Linked DNA regions of Mus musculus: region 1 is linked to region 2. A link is a loop called in an ENCODE intact Hi-C map of the cell type or tissue named here. Cell type or tissue: left cerebral cortex. All regions are shown on one strand.

Evidence for each region. Hi-C counts contacts between places; a loop is a spot of excess contacts. Peaks named below come from ENCODE experiments on the same cell type or tissue, not always from the same donor. Only the 100,000 strongest peaks of a DNase experiment are listed, where the experiment ranks them.
Region 1: it touches region 2 in a loop (4-fold over the local background); 3 of 42 quality-filtered maps call a loop at or near these places.

Annotation. Positions count from the first base shown.
Region 1 is chr7:126,502,273-126,504,772 of GRCm38, forward strand. Atxn2l (ataxin 2-like) reads right to left here and starts at 1,165. Exons shown (of 22, transcript NM_001361487.1): 1 at 628-1,165. The coding sequence starts at 920. 4930456A14Rik (a long non-coding RNA gene) reads left to right here and starts at 162. Exons shown (of 3, transcript XR_869939.3): 1 at 162-327. In left cerebral cortex, a CTCF peak has its summit at 1,262; DNase peaks (open chromatin) are centred at 191 and 1,378; H3K4me3 peaks cover 2,169 bases; H3K27ac peaks cover 2,045 bases.
Region 2 is chr7:126,797,756-126,800,255 of GRCm38, forward strand. It overlaps Aldoa (aldolase A, fructose-bisphosphate), which reads right to left and starts at 1,499. Exons shown (of 9, transcript NM_007438.4): 1 at 1,290-1,499; 2 at 1-21. In left cerebral cortex, CTCF peaks have their summits at 1,556 and 1,785; DNase peaks (open chromatin) are centred at 220, 573, 1,127, 1,547 and 1 more place; H3K4me3 peaks cover 2,354 bases; H3K27ac peaks cover 2,350 bases.

The DNA.
Region 1 (2,500 bases), 300 kb before region 2:
TCCGCCTCTGCTCTACGTGTTACCGGGGCAAGCCAATGCCCGAGTCATAAGACAGCATCCGCGCGCACGTACGCCCGGGGAGCGCGCGCGCAGGAGCTTCCCAGCCCGCAGTCTTCCCAGTAGCCGCTGCTTCCGCGCCCCCGCCCACCCCGTCCCCCTCTCACTGGCTACACCGGGAAGAGGAGGGAACAATCCGCTCCCAAGTCCCTCCCTCCCCATTGGCCAAACTGTGGGCCGCGCGCCCCCCCCCCATTGGCTACAGTCGGGGACCCCTTCATGCAGCTGACTCCCCATTGGCTGAAGCCGGGGACCGCGAGATCCTTCGTGGTAATGGAGCTAGGGACCCCATCACCTCCTCAACCCCCCCAACACCCTTTGCCGACGGAGCTGGCGGGATGCGCCCCGCCTCCCCTCAGGGCCCAGACCCCCAAGAGGTGACTAGGCCCAGAGAGCCGAGCGCTGCCCCCAGGCTCCTGGAGACCTCCCGGAGAGCTTTCTCTCCGACCTGTTGGCACGAGGGTCCACCCCCTCCTTCACGGGGTCCTGGGCCCCCAAGAGCCCCCTCAACAGCTCCAAGCCGGGGCGCTGCCTCCCGGGCTCTCCCTAGCCAGGAAGCCCCGTCCTCACCTGACGCTGCCGATAGCCACTGCCCCTGGCCTTTCTTGATGCTGCGGCGGCGCTGACGCCGCTAAGATGCTTTCGGCTCCGCGGCGAAGTCCGCTGCCGGCAGCGGCTGCAGGCCCCAGGCACGGAGAGACCGCTGCGGGAGGCCCCGGGGGAGCCGCGGTGGCGGTCAGCGGTCCCGGGAGGCCGCCGTTGGGAGGGCTGGTCCCGCCGGGAGACCGGCGAGCCACGGCCTGTTGCGTGGGGGGCGGCTGCTGGGGTTGGGAGGTCTGTTGTGGCGGCTGAGGCTTCAACATGATGGCAGCGTCCGGAAGAGAAATAAGAGGGAAGGGAAAGAGGGCCTGGGGCCGGGCCCCTGCTGGAGAGCGCGGGAAGCGAAAGAGATCGCCAAGCAGGGGACCCGCCGTTGGCGGGCGGGGGGAGCCCCGCGGTGTCAGGGGTGGATCGAGAAGACGGCGGCGCGAGGAAGCGCCGCGAGGCGGAAGGGGAGGGGGGATCTCGCGGGCCGGTGGACAGCGAGAGGGCGCGAGCCGGCCTGGCGCGCGTGCGCGTCGCTGGAGAAGGAGAGGGAGGAGCGCGGGCGGAAGCGCCGGCGGGGGAGGGGCGCGGGGAGCGCCGCCAGGCGGTTAGTTCCGGAACAGAGGAGAGGCTCGAGCCGTGGCTCCGACCGGCCTAGCCCCTGGGGCGGAAAAGGAGCCGCGCAGGCGCTTAGCGCACCTCTAGGTTCTGAGCCACCTTAAATGCTGGCGGCCGCGGTTGCTTCACAACGAGGGTGGGCGGGGCCAAAGCCGGGAAGGGGAAGTGCCGGCGGACCCGCCCCTCCCACGCCGCCAGCGTAACGTCAGAAAGTCTCCGCGGTGGTGTGAGGTGTCACGTCGTAGCGTGAGGTTCTTCCGCCACTGGGTGACCGGTGGGCGGAGTCTCGGGAGCAAGAGAAAAAAAAAAATCCCTAGGACTGGAAAAACCTAGTACAGGTAACTTAAGGCAGGTGGGTTTTTAAAGGTGCTGCTCTCCATCTTAACTGCTTTAAAATATTAATGAGCGTCAGAATGACTATTCTGAGCATATGTGCATCCCAACAAATGTGCCCAATTCTAAATTGAAATTCAGTGATTCTTTCAGGGAGAGCGACCCCCTGAACAGTAGCAATACAAGCCGTCTGAAAGCCAGACTGACTAAGAGTATATTACAGAATCCAGCTGCATAGCAAGACACGGTTAGAAAACCGTGGTATAGTGCTTGCCTATTAAGGCAGCCCTCATTCAAAATTAGGGCAGCTATGGTGCTTCAGAACTTTAATTCCAGTACTAGGAAGGGAAGGTAGGAGGATCAAAAGTTTGAGGCTATCCTGCATTGTATAATAAATATCAGGTCAGCTGGGCAGACCCTGTTTCAAAAGGAAAAGTTGATGGAAAAGTCCATGCTTTGGGTAACTAAGCCACTCAAAGCTCAAGCTAGTGGAAGATTTATATAATTTGAGCAAAGGTACTTGGTAAAACACAGAGGGCAGGAAAATGGATTTCTATACAGACGAAATGGATCTGACAGGACATACGAAAAAATGGAGCTTGATTGGAGCCTGAAATCCTCACTCTATAGCTGTAGCTGGCTTTTAACTCCTTGTGTATACCATGGTGGTCTTAAAACTCACAGAGATCTGTCTGCCTTCTGAGTGCTATGATTCAGACATAAATCAGCACAGCCAGACTTTGTCATGGAATGTTAACCTAAAATCCCTTTATTGATAACATAATCCAAAAATTAAATCTAGGATTGGGTAGACACTAAGAAATTGAATATAGCAGTACAGATGAGTCCAAATCTACACTTCAGATTAATAACCCATCATAAGCGGAAAAATGGAATTAATTTAAAG
Region 2 (2,500 bases):
GGTGCCGGTGGCAGTGCTTTCCTGGGTGAGGGAGGCAGACAGAGACCAGCGCTTAGTTGGACCATCCCATGGTCTCCCCGGTAACAAAGCTTCCCTGGAGGCCAGGGCACTAGCCCCCACCTCCCCTGCCCCACTCCCTGAGGGTCCTGGGATACTTCCTGTCCCAGAGCTCTCCCCTACTCCCGACTTCCCTATACTAGACCTGCCTCTTCCTGTACCTTTCCTAACTCTGTCTGTTGCTGGGTGTTGCCCAGCTCAGAGTGGGGTTGCTCACTGGCAACTGGGGGAAAGGAAAAAGCCAGAGCCAGGGACAGGCGGGTCATGTTGAAGCTGGACCCATCTGGCCTGCGCGTTGCCATGGGTCACCTTGCCTAGAAACAAAATTGAACCGGGAATATTTTAGAATTTAAGGATCACGAATAGGGCAGAGAGCCTAATACCCTCATCTGAAAGAGCCCAAGAAAGAAATGATCTGTGCTCAAAGCCACATAGCAACCCAAAGGCGAGAGTTAAGAGAGAACCAAGATTTCCCGACTGAGGTGGGGGGGCCCCTTCTAATCCACCCAGGGCCGGCCCAGGCTTCAAGGACACCCCAAGGTCAGGCTTCTCTCTTCGTGATGGTTGCGGGGGAGGAGCTCGAGGAAAAGGATTAATTATTAGGAAAAACACAGGGCCATCAGAAGCACAGAAAAGGGGCTATGGAGCCCAGGTAGAACGAAACCTTTGCCTCCATACTGTTAGAAGGGGAGGGAAAGGATGTACGAGGCACGTGCACTTCTACGCTACAGCGGTTCCAGACTCAGAATCAAGGTCACAGATAAGGAAAGATAGTAAAGTGTTAATGGGCAACAGAGTACTGCAGCTGAGGAGTTTAGCCTTCTCTCCTGGGGCTCCCCCGAAAGGAAACCAATTTCCTCCACCCCATCGCGTAAATCCTGAGACGGTGTAAGAGCCGATCGCCCCCGTCTCCCCATCGCTTCTTGAGATCTCTTGAATAGGAAATGGGACCCTGATGCTTTGCATAGCGGAGAGTTTTTGCAAAAATAAAGAGGGGTCTGTTTTTCCACCTCATCTTGCTTCCTCCCCCGGCATGACTCAGCGCGCTGAGTTGCTGCGTGGCGCAGCGAACCGCCAGGGCGCAGGCCGGAGAACCCGGGCTGGGGGCAAGCGTGGGGGTAGAAAAAGGAGAAGTGAGGGGCCGTGGGGAAGACGGCTCTGCACTGCCCGCCACCGGCCCAAGATCCTAACCCCATAGACCCTTCCCCGAGCACGTGTCAAATGGCGCTCACCTGGCACAGGACGGGGTGGGTCTGCCTGGTACGCCGGTGGGTAGGCGAAAGGACTAAGGAGCGAACGCGGCTAGGGTCACCAGAACCTCGTTCTGCTGCGCGTTCCAAGAGAACGCAGCCTATTCAGCTGGGTTGGGGGGGACGGGAGGCGGGGCCCCGGACATTTAAAGGCGCCGCTCCGCCCTCTGCAGGTTTTTTCCCTTGCAGGGACGGGAACCGTCCAATTGAAGGTGGGCACTGTGCGCAGCACCGCCCCAAGATGCTCCGATAGGAGGCGGCACTGGGGAGGAGACAAGCGGCTAGAACACGATCCCTCCTCCGCCCCGCTAGGACGTGACTCGAGCCACATCCCGCAGGTCACCAGGCCCCCCCCCCCAACACCCCCCCCCCCAACCCCTGCCTGGCGCGCGCGCGAACATCGTGACTCAGCCGGAATGTGGGTTGGCGAAGAGTAGGGAGGGGGTCAGAGTGAGATGGTGGCTGGCCTCTCCTCCAAGACCCCTGGCTTCCGGCTGTGTAGTTGCAGCCTGACGTCACTGCTAAGAACGCAGAGCTTCGGAGCCTCCCTGCCTGCCTGCTTCGTCGCTTGACTAAAATGCAGGGCGCGTTCCATCTCTCCCTGGCCAGAGCACGGCGCAGCTGACATGGTACGCAGGCAAAACCTCCCAGAACTAGTGTGCCGGCCACATCGGAACTGAGTGGCGTATCCAGGCCTGGCGTTGCCTAGCAGATTGGCGGGAGGCACCACCCGCGAGCTAAACACACCCAGTTTGAGGAAATGACCGACAAGGACTGGCCCAAGCCAGACAGGTCTTTCCCGAACCTGATTTCCTTCTCCAAAATAAAAAAATCCGTCTCGGAGCTCTCTTGTCACCCTGTAACTCTCAGAGCACTCAGTTTCCTCAGGTCCCAATCCGCAACCCCCATTCCCATCCTGCAATCCGGATAGCGGCCCACCTGTGGCGCAGTGACAGAAGCCGCAGAGCCCGGTCAGCAGAGAGTGAGCCCGGCAGTCCAGGGCTGGGTTTTAAGGCAGCTCCTACTCCCCACCCCTCCCCTACACACCCCCGCACCAGTGTCCCAGACCTTCTCGGTAACCCCTGCCCTTTCCCCACCACGAATCCCGCGGCCGGGACCTATATTTAGGGAAACCTGAGGCTCCTGACATTCATCCCTGCGTGGGGGGTGAAGAAGAGGCAGCTTTGGTTTGC